Regions from separate parts of the Mus musculus genome. Here region 2 is linked to region 1. Evidence: chromatin loops called from intact Hi-C (ENCODE). Cell type or tissue: left cerebral cortex. All regions are shown on one strand. Links, peaks and the distances in the headings refer to the core of each region. The heading gives the core; the rest is flanking DNA. Region 1 holds the start of Mrpl46 (mitochondrial ribosomal protein L46). Region 2 has its middle 28 kb from the start of Gm39040.

What was found. Hi-C counts contacts between places; a loop is a spot of excess contacts. Peaks named below come from ENCODE experiments on the same cell type or tissue, not always from the same donor. Only the 100,000 strongest peaks of a DNase experiment are listed, where the experiment ranks them.
Region 2: a loop joins it to region 1, with 9 times the contacts of the local background. A loop is called at or near these places in 3 of 42 quality-filtered maps.

Annotation. Positions count from the first base shown.
Region 1 is chr7:78,776,859-78,791,772 of GRCm38, reverse strand. Mrpl46 (mitochondrial ribosomal protein L46) reads left to right here and starts at 8,684. Exons shown (of 4, transcript NM_023331.2): 1 at 8,684-8,966; 2 at 10,187-10,373; 3 at 11,162-11,335. The coding sequence starts at 8,745. It overlaps Mrps11 (mitochondrial ribosomal protein S11), which reads right to left and starts at 8,642. Exons shown (of 6, transcript NM_026498.2): 1 at 8,350-8,642; 2 at 8,093-8,200; 3 at 3,000-3,098; 4 at 1,007-1,136. The coding sequence starts at 8,414. In left cerebral cortex, for the core only: a CTCF peak has its summit at 8,733; DNase peaks (open chromatin) are centred at 3,753, 5,544, 6,332 and 8,686; H3K4me3 peaks cover 1,880 bases; H3K27ac peaks cover 1,110 bases.
Region 2 is chr7:79,212,205-79,227,118 of GRCm38, reverse strand. No RefSeq gene overlaps it. Among named protein-coding and RNA genes, the nearest start is that of Gm39040, 28 kb to the left of the region's middle. In left cerebral cortex, for the core only: no CTCF peak of the experiment used is centred there; DNase peaks (open chromatin) are centred at 7,812, 9,332 and 9,655.

The DNA of each region.
Region 1 (14,914 bases), core at 2,206-10,205:
CAGTGAGGCAGAAGACACAGAGGGAGTTAAGGCCTAGTGGACAAGGGTAGATGCTAGTGAACAGAGCCAAGGAACGAAGGTGACAGGACTGCACTGCCATCTAATGGACACTTGTAGATATTGCCTGGTTTTCCTCCAAATGCTGAGGTGTCACCATGGATATCAAGGTCGGGCCCACTTAGACAGTGGGATTTAGTTTCTTTACAGTTAAGTATGTGTCCAGATTAGGAACACATTCACTACAGGTCCTGGAAGATACTCAAGAGCTACCACTCAGAGGCCCCCAAACACTGGCATGTGCTGCTTAGCCGACTATGCTCCGTCTGATGGTCTGATGGGCAATTACATCGTTCTGTGCTTTGGTGATCACTACTCATAGCAGTCAAAGATTGCCTTACGTCTAGCTTAAAGGTCAAGGTGTTCCTTCAGGAAGTATCCTGCTTGTCAGAGTGCACACATCTGTGGTCTTTGCTATACCAGAAAACACGCAGCTCTGGCTCAAGGCCCATCTGGGTTCACATCAGAGAGCTCAACTGGCTCCCTGACTCTGACCAATCCCCAGCATCCGAGTCTCTTGAAAGAGTGGCTAATAGCAGGCTCTTCTGAAGACAGGGTACTAATGAAGTGTCTGAAATGGAGCTGCCTGATTTGCTTCTAGAAAGATCTATGACGTCATTTTGGGACCCGTGCTATAAGACATGCTTCCTGAATAGAATACAGCCCAGTGGTCTTTCATGGAGGGAGTGTTGGTTCCTAAGCCTTCAGCTCTCTGCTTATTCCTCTGAACATAAATGACATCTTTCTTCTCCACTGAAGCTGAGAGAGAAAGTTGGTAACCTTTCTACAAAGGCCTCTTAAAGCAGCGGCAGTGTCAGGGCATCTAACAGGGGTGGGCAAAGATCAGAGGCCCCCAAACACTGGCATGTGCTGGTTTCCGAATCTGGTTTAATGAGACTTCCCCACTGTAAGCCACAAGGAAAGTGGAGCCACGTAGTCAGGTACTTACTGCTGCGGCAGCTATGCCTGCTGTCTGTGCGGCGATGCCGGTGCCCTTCTTGGCATTGCGAAAGCCTTCTGTGCCACAGGAGGCGCGGGCCAGGGACGCATTGGTGGCAGAGACTACCTGGATCTGTGTGCTGGGAAAAGGAGGCACACAGATCTAGTACTGCTCAGGAAGGAAGGGAGCTTGCTAAAGTCCTTAGGAGCCACAGTGAGAAAGAAAAGGTCATTAGCTTCCTCCGCTAAAGGAAGATGGGCAAATCACACACTTAGGGGGAGTGCCATAATCCAAGGGCAGGAGAGCGTCACCCAACAGGGGAGCGTCACCCGAAGGAACCACTTCCTCCTGAATGAAGCCTTCCCTGGGGCAGCATTTTCCCTGATGTGACATCGCTTGGTGTTTTATAAAAACCTACATGCGTTGCATTAGGCAACTGTTAAAAAGACAATGCTGAGAAAATTCGAGTATCTTCCACTACAACAATGTAAAGAAGAGTGTGTGAGGGATGGCTTACAGGTGCACCCACACGGTGGGAAGAGAGAATTTGTGCAAATTGTTCTCTGACCACCTCATGTTTATGATCACTCCTGACAACTAAGTAAACATGTAATAAGGTAATTTAAAAAAGTTTATGAATAAATGCCAGAGACCTGTTACCTCATTCTGCTCCAACAATGACCGTCACATCCAAATACAGTGTCTCCTCTAAACCCGCTACATGCCCTCATCCATGGGCTGTTTTGAAGCGAATCTAGTATCTATCATTTCAGAGGTAACCATAAAGACTCAAAATAATCCCACAAAACCAGTTATCCTATAATATTATTATAATTCAAATGCTTATGACATTCTATTCTCTGACCAAAAATTATTTTAAGTAAGTGAAGCTTTTTCCTAATTTGCTTTAAAATGGTAAATTGTAATTAAGACTGACTTTAAGCTGGGCAGTGATAGTGCACACCTTTAATCCCAGCACTTGGGAGGCAGAGGCAGATGGATTTCTAAGTTTGAGGCCAGCCTGGTCTACAGAGTGAGTTTTAGGACAGCCCGGCTACACAGAGAAACCCTGTCTAGAAAACACCCACCCCCCAAGACTGACTTTAAGCAAATTCTAAGGCATGTTTTCTGTCTCCCCTTTGGTTATCATCACCCCACTTTCTGCAGAGCTTTCTGGGTGTTCCTGGGAAGGGGAAAGTGAAGGGGAGCTGTCCAGGAGACCTGCTGGGTCAGCCCTGAGCAGGGACCACCTGCCTGTTGGTCTTGTTATGGAGTTCACTCCTCCCCTGGGGTCGCTTACACTTCAGGAGCTACACAGAAGCATTCTCATTCAGGGCGTACTGAAAAGGCACAGACACAGCAGGGTGTGGAGAGCTCAGAAGCCACGTCTGCATTAGCTCACGAGAAGGGAGAGAGATGCTGCTGTAGGCTCTGTGGCTCTTGGGTGCTCGCATTCTAGGCCAGGATTATCGTCTCCAGTGCTGTGCTGCAACTGTGTGGCAGGCAGGATGCCACCAAACTCAGATCCCACTTTCAAGTAGGACCTAGCCTGCAAAGCTGTCGCCAGTGCCCTATGCTTCTGCAGCTGGGAGCCCAACTGCACCTGTGTCTTGTGCTAGCACCCCACAGCACACAGTAGTCTTTCCTTCACCGCCACACTTAGCCCTGCTAGGGAAAGGGCAGTGCACAGGGCCTAAGGTAAGAAGGCTAACTAAGGGGCTTATACATTCTGGCTACTTTACAAGTAAATCATGTATCTGAGCACTGCTTCTCTCTCCACTTGCTTCGAATGCAGCCCTTCTGATGCTAGCATAGGAGTCCCAAGGACGGCAGAAACCCTTACAATTACACTGTACTCAATCTATTTTATAGTTTCATGAAACTTGAGTAAGCTTATAAAGAAAGAAGAGACGAAGCTAGCATCTGACACCCGACTTCTACTCCAAGAAGGCCTGAGGCAGAAGCAGTTCCTAGGGGACTCACGCGGGCACCCTTTTCTTACTTGTTGTAGGTTGCTTTAATGTGTGCAATTGGGACGTCCTCAAACTTCATCCCTGCCCACTGCAGAGAGCTCTCCTGTCCTGGAACCGGAGGGTAAAGGCTGCAATCAGAAGAAACATTTTCTTTAATTTCCTGATTGTTAGTTCTTTAAATCAAAGGAAATACATACATGCTATAAAATAAAATAAAATAAAATAGTTGAATACTGTGAGCCAAGCAAGGTGGAGGGCAGGGTGGAAGGCTGAATTCAAGGTTAACAGGGATACGTACAGCTTAGGATATACCGTAAGACTGCCCAGCCTCTGTTATCTACCACCACAAAAGGCCTCAAACCTCCCACACCATCCTTCCCCCAACACACACACCAGATCAAAAAAGCGCTGACAAACCCCTGGCTCTGGAGGAGGCGCTCTGCTCCTGTTACGGGTCAAACCTTATGGAGACTCTAGTGTTTCAGCGTTGGGAACACTGGCCTTGACGGTGTGCTGGGTTACTGGGTTCCCCTGAGGCTGGAGTCTTCCTGTTCAGGTGGAGAACTCAAGTCCCAAACAGAAAGAGGGCTAGCGCGCACGAAAAGCCAGGCCTTGGGCCCAGGGGACTGGCCTTGGGTCTGTGTTCTTTATAAGTGTAAACACGCACAGCACTGTCATTCAGCATTTCAGATGGGAGTCACTCGGCTGTTTCATTATGCCTACACACCTAAATCAGACTCAGACTTGTACTCACACACCCACACTGCATTTCTACTATGCTGAAAACACGCTACCATTCAAGCATCCCCCCACCCCGCCCCATCTGCTTCTGTAGGGATATTTTCAAAAGCTCAGCACACTGCATTGCTTTCTGTGGCCCAGTCTTAGCTTGACACACAGCCTCTGTGGGCGGCTGGCCTATCAGCTTCTGTACTGATAGGAAAGTGTCCCAGTCCTGTAGATGACACTACTGTTTCAGTGACCATCATTTCTCCATGGATTCCCCACCCGTGTTGTGCAAATACAAGTGTCAGTCTGAGTAAAACCAGTACAATGCCCTTTATATAGCAAGATCTAAACTAGGAGCCTAAGCCACTTAATCTAGGGCATGGCCAAGATCAAGACACCCCAGCCAGGAGAGCAACCATGAGTTTAAGACCAGCTATGATGACAGAGTTCCTGGTCATCCTGGGCTACATAGCAAGAGCCAATCACAAAACAAAACAAGACAAGATTCTCTCAGGTTGAAGGTATACTGAGTTCTTCTAAGGAAGGCTCTAAGAGAGATAGAGCTTTCTGGGACTAGTCTTTCTGCCTTCTCTCATGGCGGGGAGGTTCATTTACCAATGGACTGTTTTATTTTGAGGGTCTCAGTATATAGCTCTAGCTGGCCTGGAGCTCACTATGTAGACCAGGCTATCCCCCAATACAGGGATCTACTTGCCCCCGCTTGTACTGTACTGGAATCAAAGTGTGCTCCACCATGCCTGGCTTAATTGTAAAATCTTTAAAAGTGCAAATATAAGCAATTAAGGAATACTGAAAATGGGAGATCCAATCCCAAGTGGTCAACCCTGAGGTAATATTCATACAAGTAACATTATACAGACTGATCAGGTAATATTTATGTAGTTAGGAATACACCTCCGACAATTAAATAAAAAAAAAAAAAAGAAAGAGGTTATACATTTGAGAAGGAGAGAGGGGGATATAAAGGAAGTATTACAAAGAGAAAATGGAAGGGGGATGATACACTTATATTTAATTTAAAAAAATATTTAAAATGCAAATAAACTGCAAACACCATAGCTGGCTCAGTGTCATCTGGCACTACTTCTAAATAGCTACTGACTAATTCTGCTAGGTCTCCAAAAGATCTGCACTTTTATTTCTAAACCTTGTCTCCTTTAACCGTCATCTGTCCTACCTTGGCTATGCACTTTTTGGGGTCTCAGGCAGCCATTATCATTACCAACGCATGCATCATAACTTTGGCTTCAAGCATTCCTGGTCACCCCCGCCCCTGACCCCTTGCTATCTTCAGGGCAGCACTCTGAGGAGCCCGTCAGATTGCTGTCACTCCACATACCTCAGGTACTACTTCTCTCCTCACGGGGACTAAATCCTAGTCTCAACTCCCCTGTCTCTCTTCACAGTCTCCTGGCAAACTCCCAGCCCTTGTTAAATCCATCTCTCTAGATAATTTGAGTCTGTGCAAACACGGCATGGTTGACTGGTCTCTCTCTACACCAGGGCTTTTTGACTGACATTTTGGATTTAACACTTCTGTGGGGGGCTGCCTTGGGAACAGTGGGGTGCTTGGTAGCATCTCTGGCTTTACTTCACTGGATTCTATCTCCTAATTTATGACCACTAGAACTTTTTAGACACTGCTAAGAACCTGGGGGTGGGGAGGGGCAAAATCTGACTCAACCAAGACCCAGTGCTTCATCTTAATGAATTGCCAGCATCGAGCAGGCTCTCAAGATGCCTGACAATCATCCTCAATTCAGTTATCCTCCCACTCTCCTGGATGCCTCTTCTATATTTCCTTTTGTCTCTGTAAACATCTGAGCCCTGCCTGCTTCCTCGGGGCCAGCTGATGGCCTCTGCAGAGAAATAGAATCAATCAGACTTCCTTCCAGCTTCCACCACGGAACATCTGTGCCCAAGGCCTTGGAGGACTCTCCTGTCATCGCGCTCCAGCTGCATCACTAGCCCCACAAGGACACTGCTCTGGCAATGTTCCCACTTCAGTATCAGTCTTTCTCTGGTTCCCAGAAGCAAAACATACGGTCATGTCATAAAGTCAAGACAACAAGAACAAAACAAATAAACAAACAAACAAAAAAAAACCCCAAACAACCCCCCACCCAAAACTCCACACATTTTAAACCCCAAGTTCCTAAGAACTTCTCATTTTCCCTTACAGCAATGCTTCCTTAAAGGAATGACAATACTTGTTTATTTTCTTTGAAACAATGAGAAGTTATTTCTGAGCTCTCCATCAGAAAGGCTGTACTGAAGGTCACCAACCACCTCCATACTGTTAAATCCAATGAGCAATCATGCTAGCTGCTTGCCACCCCATCCTGTCTGCAGTGCCAAACACGGCTCGGGTCCCTACTTTGCTGCACCACACTAAAAGGGAAATCTTGTCTGGCTTTCTTCCTGTCTTGGGGAGGAGTTTTCTTTTGCTGGTTCTTCCTCCTTCCAGATATCCGTCTATATGGCATCTCTACTCCTACTCTGATGCTAAGTGTCTCAAATGTTTTCTTTTATTATACATGATTACACAAGGCCTTTCGAAAGCAAGCATAAGGCATCTTAAACTTAACCACACAGATCTCAACTCTTAGTCCCTGACATTTTAATATATAACAATTCCATATTTTCAGTTGTTTGGCGCCCAGTTTTGAGCCTTCACACCTCTCCTTTTCTCACATTTTATATTAACAGATCTGTAGCTGGGTGTGGACAGATGCCTGTAATCCCTAAGCACCCGGGAGACTAAGGACTGCCGCACATTCCAGGCCAGCCTAGGTTGCACAGCAAGACTTTGTCTCAAAACAAAATAAAACACAAAAACCAAAGTCCGCTGGCTAGTAAAACTATCACCCTATTCCAGACACCATTATTTTTACCTATATCCACTGCTTTCTAACTGCTTTCAAGTCTTCTCAGCTTCCATTCTTGCTCCCCATGGCTTCACATCAACACAGTGGTTATAGACTCCCTAAAGAGTAAGGCTGAGGCTGGGGCATGCTCTAGTAATTCAGGCACCCAAGAGGCCAAGGCAAGAGGATTGTGAGTCTGAGGGTGGCCTGGGCTGCACAGCAAGGCCATCCTAAAAATGAATGAATGAATGAACGAATGAATGAGTGAGTGAATGACATGGCATCAACTCGTCCCAGAACTGGACAGATACGGCTATGCCTGATTGCCTGCTTTACTGTTGGAGCAGGGACAGAACCCCAACAATCCTAGTAGTGTCTGGGATTGCCAAATGAACGGCTACAACGGTCCTGGATCAAATTCCATCAGTAGCTCCTCGTTGCCTGCAGGGGATAAAGTGTAAAAGCTCTAGGGAGACAGGGCTGTCCTCTGCCATTTGGATCCTTCTAGAGCAGTGGTCCTCAGTGTTCTTAATGCTGTGACCCTTTAATACAGTTCCTTATACTGTGGTGACCCCCAGCCATAAAATTATTTTCGTTGCTACTTCCTAACTGTGATTTTGCTACTGTTATGAATCGTAACGTATGTATGTGTGTTTTCTGATGGCCTTAGGAACCCCAAAGGGGTTGCAACCCACAGGTTCCGAAATGCCTTTCTAGAGGCATCACAAGCCAGTTCTGACAGCCTGCCTTTCCACAGACGTTACCCTTGCCTGCCACGATCACAATGATCTTGTCCAGCTGAGATCCTAGTCACTTCCACAGTCCACGGTACTTAGTCTTTCCTGAATTCCTCAAGTGTGCCTTACTCTCTTAAATGTCCAGCCAGTTCTTACCTCTATTATCCTTTTGATCAGATTATGGTTAATACATTTGCCTGTGTGTTGTTTTTGCAAGTTGTGTACTACTTCTGGGGAGACATAACCTATATTTCCTGTATTTATCCTGGTACTCAACAGGTAGTAGTAGCTTTTGTAACTGTTAAACAGATGTGAAGGTAAGTGAACATATATACCGCCTGCATATTAAGTATTTCTACTAGTGGGATGCTGCAGGATGCCAGGTCCCAGGGCTAGGCACGAAATTAAGAAAGGCACAATCTAGATGTGCAGTTAGTGTGGTTCTTCAAGACATTTTATGTTGGAGGCAGAGAAAGCTGCTAGTCGGATCTAAAGCTTATCTCACAAGGAAAAGAAAGCTGGTATTTATATACATTGGACACTTAGCTAACAGTTGCTAATTGAACAGCTACCTTATGCCCCTGCTCATCCCTCTATTTTCCCAACAACCCCTCTAAGCATTATCTCCACGTATAGTGTGCTGATTTGCACAAGCTCCCACAGATGGCAAATGACAGCCAGGAATTAACTTTTTCTATGATTTTGGACGGTGTCGGGCAGAAGTCACAGGATGCAACTTTCCAGAGCGCTGCATCCACTTACCCTCACCTGAAGCGACTTGGAGCCGCTTCCCTTTCAGTGTTCTGCCTGGCAGCTGAGTCTTCTAATCTCGGGGCTCCGGTGTGGATATTCTTAGCTGGGGCAATGCCCACAAACCTGGGGGGCAAAAAAAGAGAGAGAGAGAGAGAGTACGATGAGGGACTGGATTAACGGTATTTTGGGGGGTTCAAGTGGCACATAGGTCTGGAAGGAAGGTAGGCGGGCAGGCTCGAGAGTGACAGTGGGTTCGAAAGAGTAATCCTTACCTGGTCATTCCATGTCCAGCCCAGGACCGCAGGAGCCACGACCCGGAGTTTCTTAAAACCTGCATGACTGAAATTGACCCTCCGCGGCGCTTGGCTTAGCTCGAGCCAGCACCATGAGCCTCTGTGGGGGTGCTCACAGACAGGAAATCACCTGATTGCTCTTAAATAGTCCTGTAAGTATTTTTTCTTCAAATTTAAAGCTCTATAAAACCATTTATGTAGGAACTTTCCCCTTTCTAGTGGTCTAACACTAGAATTTCACCTACCTCCCCCAAAGGGAATGGTTCATTCCACTCGGTAAACCCGCCCCTCGCCGGCCCGCGTTGCCTCATGGGAACCTGGGGTTGGCTGAGGGCTCTGCCGGGCGCCGCGGTACCTTGTGGGAAGACAGAAAGATGGCGGCGCCCGTAGGGCGTACTCTTTTAGGGCTGGCTAGAGGCTGGCGGCAGCTTGACAGGTTCTGGGCAGGTAGTTCTCGTGGCTTGTCCCTTGAGGCTGCGTCCTCAAGCAGCCGGTCTCCATGGCGCTTGTCGGGCGCCTTGTGTCTGCAGCGGCCACCGCTGATCACCAAGGCGCTCACTCCATTGCAGGAAGAGATGGCGGGTCTATTACAGCAGGTAAGGCAGTCACGGGCTTCCTGGTGCGGCGGAGGGAAGCAACAGTATCAAGGAGGTCTTGATTTCCATGGAGACTCTGGTACTTCGTGTGACCTTGAGCAAACGTTTCATTTCTCGACCTTTAGTGACATCTGCAAGATGAAGTTACCGTACTGAGTTGGGTTAGGATATAGCAGGTGTTGAAAGAGTTTAGTTGGCTTGTTTTCTCTTGATCATTCGGTGTGGATAGCTTCCTTCTTGTTCATTCAATACTGTAGGGATCCGGGGGCAAACAGGAATCACTCCCTTTAACTTAGGAGCTCTCAGACTATAGAGAAGTGTTTGTGATGTTAGGACGAAAGTCGTGGTGACTGTGGGCACATCCTTAAGATAATGCGGTAAAGTTTGCTTTACCTCAGGGAGCAATTTCTGTGAAAGACAAAAAACCCAAGTGTTGTTGCTGTTGGGTCAGGAGATAGTGATGGAAGGTCTTCCGTATCCCTAGACTCCAAAAGGCTTTTGTCTGGAGAATACTAATGGAAACTCCCGTCAGTGCTTTTTGCTCAATGTATTCACTCACTTGACTTTTTTTTTTTTTTTTGGTAGTCCTTTTTCTTTCACCATAAAGGTATTCGTAGCCAATACTGTGCGTCTGTGTGCAAAGTGATAGGCAGTTGTGGATGTGACAGGCACATCGCTCTGCTTCGCAGAGAGTTTCCAGGTACTGGAATTAGGGATACAATCAGTAACCAGTCTTATGACTAATTATAGACTTTGGTAAGTGCTATTAAGGAAAACATAGAGTACTAGAAGAGTTTTACACAGGACCACATAGGTTTTATTTTCCTGAGAAGTATCCAGGAATATCTTTCTGAGAAAGAGGTATTTGAGTTGAAATAAGAAGGATGGATAGAAATCTGGAAGAAATGGCATGAGGAGAAAGAGAGACTAGGAAGAAGGATGTTGGAAAGTCTTCATGGCAGGAAAGTCCTTGAATAGATGCTGATCAGAGACGAGTAGACCTAGTGTGTGGGAAGTGGGTCTTCAGTGCCCTCTGTTCTCCTTGACAGTCTTAATGAAGTTCTCCTACTGCCTACTTACAATCCAGTGGGCTTTTTTTTTTTAAATCTGTATAGTGTTTCATTCTATTTCTGATTGTGTTAAGAGTTGTACGTCTGAGCCTGTCAAGGTCACAGAAGCTTTGTTTTTTTTCTTCTTCCTTTTCCTTTTCCCTTTCCCAGATCGAGGTAGAGAGAAGCCTGTATTCAGACCATGAGCTCCGTGCTCTGGATGAAGCTCAGCGACTGGCAAAGAAGAAAGCTGACCTTTATGATGAGGAACAAGAGCAGGGCATTACGCTCGCACAAGACTTAGAAGATATGTGGGAGCAGGCATTCCTACAGTTCAGACCTGGAGCTCGGGAAACAGGTTTGTGACCTCCTGGGCCAACCACAAGGGAGCGAGAGACAGGAATTCTCACTTCCAAATGAAGGACAGTTGCCTGTCTTTTGCTTTGCATTTTAATAACAAGCTTCAAGTAACAAAACAGTTTTCAGGAAAGTAGTACTCCCTCCCTATTCCTTATATCTCCCTAACATGAGTTTTTAAAAAGGCTTATGCTATTTTCAGTAGAAGTAAAGAGTCTTTTCTTTCTGTTAAAACTTGAGGTTGTCACTGGATCAGAGAGTGGGAGGACTTGAGCCTTTCTCCTCAATTCCTGTTTTATTAGAAGTCATTCTGAGAGCAGGGGCTGAGTGCTATTGTCCCTGTTTCAAGGATGATGACTGGAGAACAGAGAAGGTGGGGGTTAGTTAGTTAGATTGGTAATAGCGTTAAATCCAACGGCAAGACTTTGTTTGTTTGTTTGTTTGTTTGTAACTGTGTAACATTGCCGAGGTCTGAACTCAAGAACCTCCTGCTTGCAGGGCAAGTGCACTCACTGCCTCTGAGCTAGATTCTAGTGTTTACGCTCGAACTTTCACAGGCATTGCTTCTTTTCCAAATGTTTCAGCTATACGTTGCTTTTTGAGAGGAGTTTATTTCTGGTTTCGATTCTTAGCTTTCATTTTGAGTTAGGATTATACTTTGGCTTAAACAGAGGACAGGGTTTGTGGTAGTTCCTGATGGAAAGCTCTAAAACTCAAAACCCTTGCCCGTAGTACATCATAGTCCTTTATTTCTTATTTTTCTCTTTCCTCTGATCATCCCTTTTATAGAAGCTGACAAAAAAAATGACCGGACCTCGTTGCATCGAAAGCTAGACAGAAACCTTGTCCTCTTAGTCAGAGAGAAACTTGGAGACCAAGATGTTTGGATGCTTCCTCAAGTCGAGTGGCAGCCCGGGGAGACCCTTCGGGGGACAGCTGAGCGAATCCTGGCCACACTCTCAGGTAGACTCTTTACCCTCTGAATCCCCCCAGATTCATTTCAGGTTGGCATAAGGATAGACAGTGGAAAGTTTAATGGATACTGATGAGTAAAAATTCAGGTAAGAGGCTGGGTATGAAGGCACACTTATTTAACTCCAGCACCTGGGAGGCAGAGGTGGCAGGGGTGTGTCTCTGTGAGTTCACTGCTAGCCTGGTCTATATAGTGAGTTCAAGGACAGCCAGACCTACATAGAGAGACCCTGTCTCAAAAAAACCAAAACCCAATCAAACAAAAATCTTGGCAATGATTTTCCTTAGAATAAGTGAGTATTTTTATCTTTCTATATTGAGATTTTGGTACAGTAAACACTATTCTTAGCCCTTCCCTCCTCTCTTCTCTCCGTTTTCCTTCCTTCCTTCCCTCCTTTTCTGTTTTTCTCTTCCTCTTTCTTTCTTCTTTCTTTTCTTTCTTTTCCTTTTGGTAGCCAGGGTGGCCTTGTACCTGAGGATGACCTTGAACTTCTGAGCCTCTTGCATGCGTGTTGGGATTATATGCCTGAGCCACAGTCTTACGCGGAGCCTTGTGTATGTTAGACAAACACTGTGCCAGCTGAGGTATAGCCCCAGCACCAAGGGGAGAAACCTTATTTGGCAAGCTTGTACCTGAGCTGGGAGAAGAATTTCCAGTCCATTGCCTTAATCACTTAGCTACAATTGCATCAATCAGAATTCTCGCACTCAGGAAATGTAAGTTTTGTTTTTCAGTAAGTACTAGAGATGGAGCTACTGGCCTTGTGATTAGTGGGCAAGCATACTACCACTGACCTCTATTCCTAGCACTGCTGCTTGTACCATAGCTTATCCATTGATTCAACTCGAATTGTCAACATTATCCCTGCCGTCTTTATGATGCATGCATCTTTGGGTCATACTGGAGTGTTGCAAGTCATCCGGCTTTATTTTCACAGCTTTAGCTGTGATGTCCTTCACTTCTCATTAGACTATGGTATTGTTAATGTTAGAGGCCAGGTAATTCTTTGTGAGACACTCTTCTTTGTATTGTAAGGTGTTTAGCATCTTTGGCCTCTACTCACAAGTTGCTAGTAGCAATATTTTGTTTCCCACCCCTAGCCCCAGTGTGACAACCAAAAAAAGTCTCTCCATATTGCTAGAGAGCAAAATTAGCATGGTGGAGAAACACTACTGAAAATGCAAAAGGAAGTTCCGCCTCGATTTTGTTTTATATCTCCAGTGCTGCTGACATGTGGTTTCTGCATAAAAATTCCATGTCACTTTGCATAGAATTTTTAACTGTTTTCCATAGACACACAAGTAGCCTACAGTTTTTATTCTGGTCCCAATCCTGGCAGCTCTTAGCAAGTTAATATATAACCTGATTTCTAACCACGGAGAGCCCTTGTATTTCCTTGAGTCAGTGGATTTGCAAGCATCTCTGCTTGTGGCATGCAGGTCCATTTAGGAAGAATGCCATCTCCAAGTGGAGAGCTCTTTACCCCAGGCTCCTGCATATGCAGGCAGTTTATGCAGGAGACATTTCTGTGGCTGCCATTTTTCCAGGCCTATCTAGCAGCTGGGCACAGTGCCTGCCCTGTGGTTGCTTCTGCCGTCGTGTGGAACACGTTCTTTCACCTACACCGTTGCACCATAATGGTTTATTTGCACATTTTGTTCTTGCTAGAATTCTGAATTCCCTGAAGGTCAGGAGTCTGTACTTCTTAGTGAGTTCTCAGCAGTACCTGTCACGTGGTCCACTTTCTGGTGTTGAGAACGTGGCTTTGGTAGTAGCGTAAGCACATGGCCACTTGACTGGCTGTGCCAGGATGAGAACTCCTAGGAAATGCCCCTTGAGCCTTTCTCACTAGGGTCTTCCTTAGTCTATAGGAGAGGCCACAAGCTACATTGCTTCTGTCGGTCTCTTAGCGGTCACGTAGGAATCGGCAGTTGGGTTTTGGGCGCACATTCTCAGGCTCCTTCATACAAGCATGCATGGTGCTTGCTCGGCTCTTCCTTTTCTCTGCCTGAGGGAAGGGGTTCTGTCTTGGCACACGGTGTCTTTTAATATTCCCACTGAATAAATGCTTAAGGAAATAAAGGGTTCCAAATAGGTATATTTCTATTTAATAAATACATAAAATATAAACTGATGGTAAAGAAGTTTATTACAAAGTTACTAAAGTAGAAAATTTAAAATGGAACAACAAAGAAGAATTTTCGTAATAAATATTTAAGAAAAGCAAAAGTACATTCCGTCCCCACTGGCTCTACCCTTCTGCAACGTGGAATTTCAAGAGGTGGAGTCACCGTGTCAGAGGTGCGCATGCGCCAGGCCAGAGGTGTGCACGTGGAGGAGGTGAGGATTCGGGAGCCAAGCCTGTTGACTTCCTGTGTGGTGACAGGAGCTGTTATGGTGGAGCCAGCTTACCTGGACCTCACCAGTGTAGGAGATTGTTCTTATTTGAGTTTGTAGCTGTGGCAGCGGTAGAGACAGTCTCTCTTGAATTAGTGTGTAGTGTTTGCCTCTTTGTTGCTGAGACCAACCATCTTTTAATATGCTCATCATATTTGTGAATCTGTGAACTGTCAGCTCAGACTCCTCATTCCTGTTTGTAGTGAAATGGTTTTTTAACTTGATAATATTTTAATCTGTGTTTTCCAGATTTAGAAAAATTATATACCTTATTCACTTAAGTTTGGAGAGTGCAGGAAAATATAAAGAACTGTGCCAGTTCAATCCCACCACGTCCAGATGCCCGCGCAGATACTCGCTGTACATGGGAGCACGTTTTGTATGTAAATTCATCTGGTGCTAGTCATGTTGTGTTGAGAACATCAGTTCATGCATATGTTTAATGGCATCAAGCTCTAGTAAGCGCAGCACGAGAAGATCTCTCACCTTTTCTGAGGCGCGCTCACTGACAGTGCTTCTCTGAGGCGTGCTCACTGAGAGTGCTTTCCCGTGCAGTCGTTTAGAAATGATCTGCACATGTTCAAGCACAGAAAGATTTTTTTGTTAAAAAAATTAAATTACTTTTATTTATTTGTGTGTATGTTGTGTGGTCACGCACATGCTGTGCATGGAGTGTAAGGTCGGAGAACAGGTCTGATTGATTGGTTGTCTGAACCACGTGGTCCTGGTGATCTTACTCAGGCCATCAGGCTGGGGGTGAATACCTATACCCTCTGTGTCACCTCCCAAGTCCTGACTTCCACTTATTTTGAGATAGGATCTCACTGTGTAGCCCAGGCTGGCCTAGAACTAACTCACCACGTAGTCCAGTTTGCCCTTGAGTTTGCAGCTCTCTTGGCTCCGTCTCCAGAGTCCGAACAAGAGAGGCATTGTCCCAAGCCTGGCTCCCAAGTGCTTCCTGATACTGTAAGATGCTGTTCCTTGGTTAAGTGTGCTGAAAATGCTTTTCTGAGTTGTTTTGTTCTTTGAGACAGGATCTCATGTAGTTTATGCTGGCCTCGAAGTCACCGCATAGCTAATGATGACCTTAAACTGCTGATTCTCCTGCCTCTGCCTCCCAAGGAGCTGGTTGCTTTGAGAACATTGGGAGTGTTGGTGTCACTAACACATTC
Region 2 (14,914 bases), core at 4,629-12,628, 430 kb before region 1:
CTCTGTGTAATACCCACAGCTGTCCTGGAACTCTCTTTGTAGACCAGGCTTGCCCTCAAACTCACAGAGATCCTCCCGCCTCTGCCTCCCAAATACTGGGATTTAAGGCTTGTACCACCATGTAGTCTCCCCTCCCCCAGCCTGAAACCTGCTTGCTCAGGGGTGGAGCTTCCTGCTCATTCGTTCTGCCACGCCCACTGCTGGAACCTGCCCTTTGCTGTTTGGAGCCACACACGTGCTCACCTTTCTACTGGACCAGAGATTATTCGGCGGGAATCGGGTCCCCTCCCCCTTCCTTCATAACTAGTGTCGCAACAATAAAATTTGAGCTTTGATCAGAATAACTGTCTTGGCTACATTTCTTTCTCTCGCCACCTAGCCCCTCTTCTCTTCCAGGTTTCCAAAATGCCTTTCCAGGCTAGAACCCAGGTTGTGGTCTGCTGGCCAGACACAACACCACCATGCCCATTGAAAGCATCCTTTTAATGCATTAATTTATTTAAAGTTTTTTGCACATCTTTGTTTATGGAGCGGTGGGGCTTGGGCATGCCACAGTGCACGTATGGAGGTCAGAGGACAGCTTGCAGGAGTCAGTTTTTCTCCTTTCAACATGTGGGGCCTGGGGACTCAGATCATGAGGCTTGGCAGCAAGACCCCTCATCCACTGAGCCATTTCACTGGGCCCCAGTTTCCCCCCTTTTAGTCCTTCGCCATCTAAACAAGCCTTTGCCCTGTACTGAGTGAGCAACTGTTGGCCTTCGGCCAGGCCAAGAAGCATTTACTGGTCCTATGTAATGTTCTCTGTGTGTATGGAGTGAATTGATGGCCTCACTGAGAAAGCAAAATGCCCAATCAAGTCCTTCATTTCTTTTCTTTGCCCTCCAAACTTTCCATATTCGTTCTCTTGTCCCTTTCTTCCTCTTTTCACACATCATAGGACCCGTCATTTCAAAGTTTGCAATACAGTAGTTTTTAAATATATGAAGAGTTCTGCAACAATAACTACCATATAATTCCAAACCATTTTTTATCACCCCCAAAGAGATCCTATACTCATACCACTGCTTCCTTCTGCCCTTCTCATGACTCCTGAAAACCACTATCTCTCTGTCTCCCCCCACCCCGTCTGTCTGTCTGTCTCCCTCTCTCTCCCTCTCTCCCTCCTTCCCTCCCACCCTTCCTCTCCCTCTCTTTCATTTTTGAGACTAATCTACTTTCTATCTTTATGGGTTCCTTATTCTGGAGGTTTCATATAATATAATCATTTAGTCAGGTGACATTTTGTGACTGGCTCTTATCTCTTAGTTTTGTGTTTCCAAGATTTCGAGCTGTAGCTTGTAGACACTCCCTTCCTTCTTGTGCGAAGAGCATTCCCCCGTGTAGCTTTGTCACATTCTCAGCCAGCAATGACATCAGCGAAAACTTGACTGCACCCCTTGCGACTGTTGTGCAACATTTGTCAGTTTTATGTTGTCGTTGTTGTTGTCGTCCATTTTTGTTCCCCTTGGTCATTGTGTCAGCTTTCCTGTGGCAGTGACAAATACTAGAAAGAGCAAATTAAAAGCAGGACCCTTTCTTTTGGTTCTTGGGTTCGGTGGTTTTAGACCACAGTCCTCTTGCCCTGTTGCCATGGGCAGAACAGCTAAACATCGAGAGCATGTGGTAGATGAAGAAGCTTGTTTCATGTTGGACAGGAAACCAAGTCAGGAAAGGACCTGGGACCCAGGGGTCATCTTCAAGGGCACTTCCTTGGGGGCCTACTTCCACCAACCAGGTCCCATGTCATAAACTTTTTACCACCTCCCAACATGTCACCAGCTGGGGGCCAAGGATGCAACAGTCTCTATTCCAACTATGCACCTTATGCCAGGTGAAACCATGCTTGAGGGAAATTGCTAGGTTGTGTGGTAATTCTATGTTTCGTCTGTTGAGAAACCGCCACACTGGTCTCCGTTGGACACAGCTGTACCATTTTTACATTCCAGCAGCATATGAGAGTTCCACCCCTCCCCCCATATGCTCGCCGACACTCTTTTCTGGGTGGGAGGAGGGGCAGTGGTACTAGAGACCTAACCCAGGGCCTTGGACACTCTAGGCTGGCACTCTACCTCTAGGCTCCTACAAGCTGCTGTGCTGACTAGTTTTTATGTCAACTGGACACAGGCTAGAGTCATTTTGAAAGGAGGGATCTCAATTGAGAAAATGTCCTCCCTCACAAGATGGACCTGTGGCCAAACCTCTGGGTCATTTTCTTGATTGGTGGTCAATGGGAGAGGGCTCAGCTCACTGTGAGGAGTCCCATCCCTGGGCTGGTGGTCTTGGATGGTATAAGAAAGCAGGCTGAGCAAACCATGTGGAGCAAGGCGGTAAGCAGTGTTCCTCCATGGTCTCTGAATCAGCTCTTGTCTGAGTTCCTGCCCTGACTTCCCTCAGTGATGGTCTGTGGTGTGGAATTGTAAGCTGAAATAAACCCTTTCCTGCCCAGGTTGTTTTTGATCATGGTGTTTTATCACAGCAATAGAAACCCTAGGAAGACACCTGTCTTTTTGCTTGGAACCATTCACAGGGTGTGACTGACTTCTCTTTCCTCAGTGACTGACCTGGGACGTCTCTGCTGTGTCTGTGTGGATTGCTATTTGTATTTTGTTCTGTGATAAATAGCTTTTCGAAACCAGGGTCCATTTTAAAATCACAAAATAGTACTTTATTTTGTGTACATGTTTTTATCTGCGTGTGTGTATACTCACGGAGGCCAGGAGAAGATGGTGGATCCCCTGGAATTGGAATTTTGGCAGATGGTTTTGAGCCACGTGTGGGTACTGGGAATTGAATCCAGTTCTCTGGCCAGTGCTCTTACCCGCTGAGCCATCTCTCCAGCCCCACGTTGTCTACTTTTACACAGAATTATTTTATTGTCATTGAATGATGAGTTCCTTATACAATATTAGATTCTTTTTAGACACACGATGTAAAACTATTTTCTTCTATCCCGTGGATTGTCTTTTCTGTTTTTTATAACACCACTTTTTAAATGTATTCTTTTATAATATAGTGTGGTATGGATACATGCATTTCACGGTGCCCCTTTGAGGTCACAAGACAGTGTACAGGAGCTGTCTCTCTCCTTCCTTGAATGTCCCTGTGGAACTCAGGTTACAAATCTGAAGACAAACGCCTTTTACCTGCCCAGCCATTGGGCCAGCCCGTAGATTTGTAATATATTTTAAAAATCAGAAAATATGCACCCTCCCTCTTTCTTCTTCTTTTTCAAAATTGTTTTAGCTATTTCAGATTTTATTTTTATGTGGGCATGTAAATGTTTGGGTCTGCTTGTCAAGTTTCATAAAGCAGGAAGCTGGAATCCTGGTGTAAGGTCTCAGGACCTTCCTGCACCATGCCTGCCTGGATACTGCCATGTTCCCGCCTTGATAAGAATGGACAGAACTTCTGAGCCTGTGAGCCATCCCCAATTAAATGTTGTCCTTATGAGAGTTACCTTGGTCATGGTGTCTGTTCACAGCAGTAAAACCCTAACCAAGACACCCATCTTGTGATGCAACCAGGATTCACTTACCTGGATGCCAATGACATACTCTTGAGAACTGTTAATACCTGAATTAAGAGAAAAATAAATTTCTTGACTTATAAACTACCCAGACTTGGGTATTTTGTTGTAGCAACACAAGATAAACTAAGGCATGTTGTATTGAATTTGAACATTAATTTGAGCAGCACTGGCATCTTAACAAGGCAAGCCTCTGGGATGGGGTGTAGCTTAACTAGTAGAGATTACTTGTTCACATTGCTCAAAGTCCTAGGTTTAATACCCAGCACCACCTAAGACTGCTCATGGTGGCACCTCTGTAATTCCAGTGCTCAAGAGGATCAGAAGTTCAAGGTCACCCTTAGCTAGGTAAGGAGTTCAAGGCCCCTCCCGACCCATACAAGACCAAATTCCAAAACAAAGACAGAGCAAAACTGTGCTCCTCCCTTCTCCCTTCTCCCTTCTCCACTGCCCCAAGAAGACAAAGGGAGCAGAATTGACTACCAGGGTTTCAGATGACCTGGGAGTAGGACAGAAATGACTGCTTCCAGGATCGCCTTCAGAGGGGCAGCTCAACTTCAGTCGGGATGAATCAAGGGTTATATAGTTTTGGGAAAAGGGCAAGGGATTTCTAGGTGGGTGGGTTAATATCGTTGACTACAGTTTAGGGTATGGAATAATGCCTCGTTTGTATCGAGAGGCATTCCAGGAATTCCAGGTGGCAGGTTCTCATTGGGAAGGAAACTGAACCTATAATCTCGCCAAGGCTACGTGACATTCTGCAGGTAGAGAGGGTAGGGGTTAGGAGCTCGCCAGACAAGGTCAGAGAAGGAGAAGCCCTGCTGGTAAAGGTAGTTCTCCATTTTGTACCAAGCTCAAGAGAGCTGTCCAGACAAAACTTGGACCTTGATTAGCAGGGCCCAACCCAAAACAGCAGCAATAACAAGCCCATTAACACCACCTTCATCACCACCACCACCACGATCATCATCACTACTACCATCACCACAGCAAACCCAAACAAAAGGTGTTCTCCAAGGAAGTCTTCTGATCTATGAACAGAGGATATCTTTCCATATACTTGGTCTTTTATGGCACATTTTTAAAAAGTCTTTGCTTGTGTAAGTCCCAAGGCTTGAACTCAGGTCCTTAAGCTTGGCAGCAGACAGGTTTACTCACTGAGCCATCTCCCTGGCTCCTAGAGCATTTTACATTTTGTCATTGGAAGTAATTCCTGCTGACTGTGGTGGCACAAGCCTTTATTCCAGCACTTTGGTGGCATAGGCAGGACAATCCCAAAGCCAACCTTCAGGCTAGTCAGGACTACAAAGTGAGACCTCGTCTAAAATATGAAAAAAATCTAATTTTTTGATGCCACCTTAAATGAAATTGTCTTAAATTTTATTTTGGGCTATGCAAATTCTATCGTATAAAACACAGTCAATTTAAAATAAAAACTGGGATGGTGGGGAGAGCTTGGAGAGATGGCTCAGAGGGCGAGAGCACTTGCTGCTCTTGCAAAGGGGTTTGAGTTTGGTTTCTGGCACCCACATTGTGGTTCACAATCACCTGTATGTTAATATGATAAAAAGAAAATGGCTTCTGACCTTTGAGGGTTCCTATACCTACAAGGTGCACACATGCTCACAAAGGCAAACACACATACATATAAATAATTGTAAATAAATAAATATCTTTTAAAAATTTTGAGGGGTCATGGTCTTGCTACCCAGCCCTGGCTGGTACTCCCTCTGGAGATCAGGCTGGCCTTGACCTTGCTGATGCCCACCTACCCATCTCTGCCTCCCCTGTGCTAGCATTGCAGGTGTGCGCTACACAGTACATATGTCTGCGTTGCCGTGGAGAGCCGTGTGCTGGTCTCATACTGGATTACTCAGCTTGTATACTCTGTTATTTGCTATAACTGGGTGGAGGCGGGAAGAGACTTAGAATTTTCTTGGTATAAGATAGCATCAACTGTGAGTAGGGAGTTTTACCTCTTTTCCCTTTGCAATCTGATGCTTTCCCTTTTGTTGCTGGTGGGAGCCTCCAATCCAGTGGTGCACAGAAGTGCTAAGGTTCTGGACTTAGCGCAGAGGCAGTGCAGTGTATCTTTTCCCAGTATGTACCTTGGCAGCTGTTGGTTTTGTAGATGCCCCTCACCCTTTTCCTTCAATCTGGTATGTATATATGTATGTATGTATGTATGTATGTATGTATGTATGTATGTATGTATTGTGGTCCTTGGAGCAGCCCCTGCACATGCTAGGCAAGCACCTATAAACCTGCCCCAAAAATTTTGATTCTTCTTTGTTATGGTATTTTCTTTCTTCCTTCCTTCCTTCCTTCCTTCCTTCCTTCCTTCCTTTCTTTCTTTCTTTCTTTCTTTCTTTCTTTCTTTCTTTCTTTCTTTCTTTCTTTCTTCCCCCTTTTTCTTTAAATCATGAATTTGTTGTGTCTGTTGAGACAATGGGTGCTTTTGTTTGTTTGTTTTTAATCATATTAATGTGATGTGTTACTATGCTGACAGATTTTTAGCGTTAAACCAACTTCACATTCCTAGAGTCATACTAAATCCTCCTGGCCATGCCTTTTATGCACTGTGAGATTCCATCCATTCTTTCTTTATCACTACCTCCTAGGCAGGGAAAGAGTACAGAGGGGGGCGCGGGGGGGGGGGGCGGACCACAACAGACAGGTGGAGGTAACCGAGATGAAAATGAACATGCATGCAAATGTCATAATGAAAAAAGATTGCATATGATTAATATATACTAATAAAAAGTAAAACACAGTTGGTGAAGTCTGATGACCTGAGTTCAGTCCCCAGGATCCACATGATAGAAGGAGGGAACTGACTCCCAAAGCTATCCTTTAACCTCCCGGAATGTTCTATGGTTTGCATGTATGCAACACACACACACACACACACACACACACACACACACACACACACACCAAATAAAGCAGCAAAAAAGACAAAATAACTGTGGTTGGATTTGTAAAGAACTAGATATAATTATTTGCATTTGTTCATCTGCAGGATGACTGAATGAGCCAGCTCCGGCTGGGGATGTAGCACAGTGATAGAGCACTTGCTAGAAGTCAATACTCAGCGCTATAGAAAAACATAAACTATGGACTTTCATTTTTTACATGTAATTTGTTTCTCAAATTTAGCTTGTTTTGGAGCAGTGATTGCTTTTGGGTAAGGGAGATTAGCTAGGAAGGACATGAAGGAACTTTCTGGAGAGAAGTAATTAGTAAGTAGCTCTTGAGGGGTTTTCTATGCCTTCCTTCCTTCCTTCCTTCCTTCCTTCCTTCCTTCCTTCCTTTCTTTCTTTCTTTCTTTCTTTCTTTCTTTCTTTCTTTCTTTCTTTCTTTCTTTCTTTCTTTCTTTCTTTTTGGTTTTTCAAGACAGGGTTTCTCTGTGTAGCCCTAGCTGTCCTAGAACTCACTCTGTAGACCAGGCTGGCCTTGAACTCAGAAATCTACCTGCCTCTGCCTCCCAAGTGCTAGGATTAAAGGCGTGTACCACCATTGCCTGGCAGGGCAACTCGTATAAAGACAACATTTAACTGGGGCTGGCTTACAGCTTCAGAGGTTCAGTCCATAATCATTAAGGCGGGAACATGGCAGCATCCAGGCGGGCATGGTGCAGAAGGAGCTGAGAGTTCTACATCTTCATCTGAAGGCTGCTAGCAGAATACTGACTTCCAGGCAGCTAAGACGAGGGTCTTAAAGCCTATACCTATAGAAACAGCTAGCTTTGTATGTGGAATATAAGTTTCTTATAGAGCCTTTTGCTTTCCCTAGAGTTTTTGGTTGCCAATAGTTTTTTGTTTTTTGTTTTTTTTTTAAATCAATGATCATCCTTCTTCATAGTCATTTCCTCCTGATTGCAGTCTGCCCTCTCCTTGGACATCTTCCACACATCTTGCTGACCTCCTTCTCCTGCAGCTGAAGCAGAAGCACCAGCCGTGGGTCTGCCGACAGCTCTTCTTGGTATGTATGGGTCCTTCACTGTGGCGTTCATTCGATTTCCCTGTTGCCTTTTCCTAAACACCCTTAGACTTTTGTTAAAGCGTGCCTTTGAATCCTGCCCCACCAGCACCAGCAGCATGTTGGCACATGATTGGTTCCTCAAACTCTGTCGGAATCCAGAAGGCATCGCTTGACATTTTTTAGAATTCAGTATTGTTGGAAAGTTGGATGTTCCTTGGATTTTCTTGTCTGGCAGATGACATTATATTCTCTGTACAGAAAAAGAAACTTTTCCCAAAACAGACCTGCCTGCTCTTCAAGGCATTAAAAAAAAATCCAGAGAGTGTTCCAGTACGAGCATGTGTTGCATACAAGTTTTATGTTTCCTCTTTTCTATGTTTCTCTTGCTTGGCACTGGGCCCTTCTGATATGAAGGTAGCACACATTCCCTCTACCCTGGGACATTTTCTTCTATCACTTCCTAGTGTCTCTCCTTGCTCCTTTCTCTGCAACTCCCAGCACAGGCTGCACTGTTGTTCTAGTCCTCATGCTAGGGTGCAGGGTTTGAGGTGGGGCTTTGTAAACAGCATCAGGCACCTTAGCGACTTTGCCCTTCTCCTAGGTGACTCTCGCCTGGCTAGTCCCTAAGTACTGAACTCCCAGCTTACTACCCCAAACACTCTCCTCATTCAGGTCTTCCTTCCTGGGGAACTAGGTTAAAATTCCAGCTTTTCCCTACCCAGGCTTCTGAAGCCTAACCAAACCCCATGACTTTCCTTTAGATTTCGTAGTCTTCAAGTTCCAATTTCCATCTCCTCTGGCTTCACTCAGTGTCTTGCAGATCCACAAGACACATTCAACATCCACCCCAAATCCCTTTCCACCTCCATTCTCCACCTACCTCTGGCCCCGTGTCAGCAACTGACCCAGCAGTTTCCCAAGCAGGCTGGAAGTTTCTGCACGTCCCCCCAACTCACACTCCACTCAAAGTGACCTGTTCCACGGCAGGAGCTTTTCAGAACTCCTGCCCCATTCTTCACTGTCCTCTCCCACAGCAATCCCCTTGGCCTTTGCAACCCTTACTTTGAGTGAAAAGGAAGGAGGGAGGGAGAAAGAGAGTGAGTGAGGGAAAGGAGATGGAAACAATAACAGAGAAGAGACAGATAGGTCTTGACACAGAAAAGGCTGACAGTAGGTAGGTCTTTGGTCAATAAAGGTGTGGCTGGGGATGCAGCTCAGGCAATAGAGTGTCTGGCATGCATGAAATCCTGGGTCTTATCTCCAGCCTCTCATAAAATGGGGGCATGATGGCATATGTTTCAACTGCAGCTTCCAGGAGGTACCTGCAGGAGGTTCAGCAGTTCAAAGTCATCTCTGGCTACAAGGCAAGTTTGGGGCCAGCCTAGGATGCATGAGACCCTATTTCAAAATAATAACTTTTTGTGGGGTGGAGGTACAGATTTGATATAAGTCATAGTCAAAGCTGGTCTTAAAGAGGAAAAGCAGCCAGCGAGTACACGTGGAGGATAGAAGCAGAGGGAGGAAAAGGAAGGGTTGTCAGATCACTGCGTATGGCTGCTTAACCCCTGGTGCCTTAAACTCCTCTATCTGTTCAAGGCTTCCTTCTGTCCCATGAGAACAGAACTTGCTGAGACACAGAAGAAGCTTGGGCCTGGATGTTCTATAAGTCTGAGGACAGTTCAGATCTGGGAATGCAAACTCTTGGATTCTTCCTGCAGAGTCGGAGGAGGTGCTGGGTGGTAGAGGCGGGGAGCATTTGTTAAAGAGTGACTTACTTGGCTGTAATCCATAAGACAAGACCGTGGTGGGAGTTGGTGCTATACAACCTTAAGGGAGAAGTCTGACCTCCCCAGCAAACTTGGATTCTAGGTCTTAAAGCCTGGAGAAAGACTGCAGCAGTTAGGCACATCTACAAAATACCTTCACAGCAACACTTAAATGATAGTTGATTAAATCGCTGTGCTGTTTAATGCTATAATACTGTACCAAGTCTACCTTAGTCTAGCCAAGCCTATGTGAAAACCAACCTCCAAAATACAGCAAGAAACAGGAGAGACAAGTGTGGGATTTGGCCTGAGTTCTGTGCTGTTCCTATTCCAAGTAGCCAACCCTGTGGAAGAGGAAACAGCAGTGCCGTAAGGTGACTCACCATCTCCAATAGAATTTGAACCACTTCCTGAGACTTAGCAGCTGTTTGAGCACTGGTTGGAACTGATTTCAGACAGCTTTGTCAGGTGATTTCAGGATCTGACAAGGTGCTAAATTGGAGATTCAGAATTTTTTTTGTGGCATTTAAATTTTAACAGGGATCCCAAAGGTAATTCATGTTATTATTTGAAGGCAATAGTGGTGTATCAGTCAGCTTCCATGAGGTTAATTAACAAGCAATCTCAGTGGCTTGGACTGATGGTAGCTTGTATTAAATGTTAGTGGCTGTGGCTCTGCTGCCTGTGACCTCTCATTTAAGACCCAAATCAAAAGGGAAGCCCAGTCAGAACTTGTTTCCAAGGCAAGCAGAAATGGCAAGACAGGGCTGGAGAGATGGCTCATCAGGTAAGAGCACTGACTGTTCTTCCGAAGGTCCTGAGTTCAAATCCCAGCAGCCACATGGTGGCTCACAGCCACCCGTAATGAGATCTGATACCCTTTTCTGGCATGCCTGAAGACAGCTACAGTGTACTTATGTATAATAATAAATAAATCTTTGGGCTGGAGTAAGCAGGGACTGAGCAAGCGGGGTTGACTGGAGCAAGCAGAAGTCCTAAAAATTCAATTCCCGGGCTGGAGAGGTGGCTTAGTGGTTAAGAACACTGACTGCTCTTCCAGAGGTACTGAGTTCAATTCCCAGCAACCACGTGGTGGTGAGAGACCTACAATGTGAGGACTCCCCCACGTTCTTACTCAGGAGAGGCGACACCCCAAATCACTCACAAGAAACAGTCTTGATGCAAACTGCAAGAGGACTTTTATTCCAGGCATGCTCTGGGGCCCACAGTCATACACCATGCAGGGTTAGAGGACTGTGGGCCTTCAGTAGCTGGGAGAGGGGATATTTAAAGGAAGAAACCACAACTCAAGGGGGTGGGGAGGGCATTGTTGGAAAATACCAAAAATACCAGTTAAGAGTCATGAGGAAGTGCAAAGTCACAAAGGTCACATTCTCAAGCCTGGGCCTAAAGGCCTAGAATTTTTGTTTTTAATGTTATACTTTTTCAGTGGCTCACAACCATCATGGGATCCAATGCCCTCTTCTGGTGTGTCTGAAGACAGTTACTGTGTACTCAGATACATAAAATAAATAAATCTAAAAAAATATTCAATTCCCAACAGCTCACAACCATCTATCTGTTCAGCTACAATGTACCCAAATACATAAAATAAGTAAATAAATCTTTAAAAAGAAAAGAAAAGAAATGGTAAGATAACCCAAAACTAGCCTGGTCACTTCTACCCATTCTCTCTAGGCCTCCCTGCATCACATGGCCAGGTCTAACACTGGGTGAGGAAGGTATACTGTGTCTTCTAGGAGGTACTGCAAGTTTAATGGATACTAGAGAATACACGTTCACCTACAGAGAGTGCCGAGACATGGGGGCTTCATACAGTCTTCCTGGTCTGTCTCCCTCATTCTTCCCTCCTTCCCTCCCTCTCTCCCTCCCTCCTCCTCCTTCCTTCTTCTTTCCTACCTTTCTTCCTTCCTACCTTTCTTCCTTCCTTTCTTTCTTTCTTTCTTTCTTTCTTTCTTTCTTTCTTTCTTTCTTTCTTTCTTTCTCTCTTCCTTCCTTCTTTCATCTCTTTATTTATTCTTTCTCTTCAGTTGTTTTTAAAAGTTTTTTTTTGAGATTATAATTCATAATTCCCCCCATACACATACACCCTGCCTCTTCCTTCCCTCTAAACCCTCTATGGACCACCCCCTCCTTTGCTTTCTTTCAAATTCATGGCCTCTTTTTCTTTAATTGTTGTGTGTGTGTATGTATGTGTGCGTATGTTTCTAAATATGTAAATACAACCCCTGCTCAGTCTGTATGCTGTTACTTGTATGTTTGAGTTTCCAGGATGGACAATTTGGTTGTTTCTGAGCTAGAACTTTCTTATGTAGCCTAGGATGGCCTGGAACATGCTATATAGCCCAACATAGTCTCAAATTCACAGTCCTTTTGTATTGGGATTCCAGGCTTGTGCTACCATGCCCAGAGAATTTCTTACCAGAGTTACAACTGATCTTACGAGATGCATCATTTGTGGAGAGCCTTTTGGGGTGCCGCTTGACAGGAATCTGACATTGGCCAAGGACAAGGAAATGGGCTGCCTGGCAGGAATCTGACATTAGGACATGACAAAGAAGTAAGTCCAGGCAGGGACCTGACATTGGTCAAGGTCAAGGAAGTAAGAATCTGATTTTAGGTAGAACAAAGAAGTAGGTTCAGGTATCTTGATCATCCTTAGAAACAGCTATCAGAGCGATCATGGGGCTTTGTGTTTGTTGTCTTGCTTTTTCGATTCCTCAGTGCACTACTCACCCTCAATGCTTGCATGTAATTAAAATGGTGTAAAAATCGGATTGGGAAAAACTAAAATTGCCTTCAGTCTCAGAATTGACTAAGGCCATGCTACAATGTTGTCTGTCTTTTTTTTTTTTTTTTTCTTTTTATTCCTCACTCCTGCCCTGGAGAACCTGTTGATTGACTGAGTGGGCTTGGGCAATTATTTCATAAGTGTGGCAGACAGTAGATAACCATGTTGCACCCAGGAGTCCAGAGAGCACTGTGACACCTCTGGCAGTATGGAGGAAATGTCAGCACTGGGGGAGGGCCCTTTTCCAGAAAATGACACGCCTTACAGCTAGGATACACACACACACACACACACACACACACACACACACACACACACACACACTCCAGTACTGTGATTGATCCTGATGGTTATCAACATTCCCAGTGTATACATTACTCTTTCACCTTTCACCTAATAAACACATTGGAAGAGGGTCTGATGGGCTGGGCAGGAAGTGAGTGGTCTCTAAAACTGTTAGAAGGGCTGTGGTTTCTAACTTCTGTAAACATCTGGATGCAGGAAGATGTGTGGGCAGAGAGCATGTATACTCTTCAGGACACCACTCCCCTCTCTAACCCCTTATTTGTTGTTCAGCAAGAGGTTTAGATTGTCAACATGGGTAACAAGTGAGCTTGGGAATATAGGTGGAACATGTATGGGGCCTTGGGTGCTATCTCAGCACTGGGAGGAAGAAAGAAATCCTACAGCGAAAGGTACAATTTGTGAGCTGGAAATTCCTGTGCCTGCATCCCATACAAATCCCAGATAGGTTTGTGACCAGCCCAAGGCCGTAGGAAGAGCTATGACACCCTAGCCTGCTTTCTCAGGGCCTGTGGTGCTGGCCACACATGGGCCACCTCCTTAAGTCCCCAGGTCCTTTTGCACCTTCTGGAAGAAAGGTCTTTGGATTTGGGGTTCCTTTGGGTCCTTAGGAGAGAGGACCTTGAGACTGCTCTTGACTTGTGTCTCCAGCTCCTCATAGCTCCATGTCACTGAAGCACTTGCCAGGTCACTTATGAGACACACGCAGGTCACACGACCCTGGGACCCAAAGGCCTGGCACTGCTGATGAGGACATCAGTGCTTCCTAACTGCTATGAGCCTAGGCTGAGCTACACTGGTAGACAATTGGCTCCACTTCCGGAGATGGTTATGGATCCAAGTGGAACCTGAGAAGGAACAAAATAAAGGACATCCAATGTGTTCTTTTTTTTTTTAAAGATTTATTTATTTATTATATGTAAGTACACTGTAGCTGTCTTCAGACACACCAGAAGAGGGCGTCAGCTCTCGTTACGGATGGTTGTGAGCCACAATGTGGTTGCTGGGATATGAACTCCGGACCTTTGGAAGAGCAGTCGGGTGCTCTTACCCACTGAGCCATCTCACCAGCCCCCAATGTGTTCTTTTAAGCAAATTATTAACATTTAGACTGTGTGTATGTGCTGTGTGTGTGTGTTGTGTATGTTGGGTGTATGTGTAGTGTGCGTATGTGGCATATGTATTGTGTGTGTATGTATTGTATGTATACATATGTTATATATGTGTATGTGTTATATGTGGTGTGTGTGTATATGTGCTGTGTGTGTATGTGGTGTGTGTGTATTTGCACACGCACATGTGTGTATGTATGTATGTATATGTGCATTTGAGTGCATATATCTTTCAGGTCCAAAGGAAATTCTAATATGGAGGTTAGAGAACAATTTTTTAAATTCAGGAATTAAACTCAAGTCATAAGGCTTGGCAGTGAGGAGCATTGTCACCTGCTGACCCATCTTGCTACCAACAGGTTCTGTGAACAGGGATAAAGTCACACTTTATAAGGCCCCTTACTAAGAGCTGGACAGATGGCTCAGCAGTTAAGAGCAATAGCTGCTCTTCCAGAGGTCCTGAGTTCAATTCCTGGCAACCACATGGTGACTCACAACCATCTGTAAGGGATTCTAGTGTGCTAAAGACAGCATACTCATATGCATAAATATGCTTATAAACATAAATATACATCAAACAAATAAATAGATCTTAAGAAACCTTACTAACCTGCCCAAACTCCTTTGTTTTTGTTTTTGTTTTTGTTATCCCAGGCTGGTCTGGAACTTGATATGAGCTGAGGCTGACTTTGAACTGCTGATCTTCTTGCCTCTTGAATGCTGTGATTTTATTTACTTACTTGCCCTGCTCTTTGCATGGTATTGAGAAATGAATCTTTGGTCTTGTGCATAGTAGGCAGACACTCTGCCCTTTAAGGTTTATCCTTAGCTAAGAACTCTTTTAATCCTAAGAAAGACACCTACAGAGGTAGAGCTATTAGGAAAATGCTGGAGGGGGTAGGGTATCACCCAGGGGTAAAGGGAATCCTAAAGATGCAAAGAACATCTAATCCCCAGCTCCAAAGAAAATCAGGGAAGGTAAGGGCAAGAAGGGAGAGGCAGGAACAGGAAGGAAAGGAAAGTAGAAGAGGACACACCGAGGCACAGAAAGCACCAGCCACTTGTCTTGGATCTAACAACTAGAGAACTTCAAGGTCCGTGAGCCCAGCAACTCACCTGTGACTCCTAGCTCATGGCTGCTCCAATGACATCATGCGTGTCCTTGCTGGGTGTTGGCTAGAGTATTAGGGCTGCCTTTGCTCATTTGCTTCTCAGGTATCAGTTTCCTAAAGAGCATGAGCCACTTGTCCAGCATCCCTGTGCTCATGGCAATGTAATTGGCAGTCAATGTCCAGTTGACTCTCAAAATGCTCCTCTCCACATCCTTCTTTTGATTTTGTTTGTTCTAGATAGCTCTGGCTGGCCTGGAACT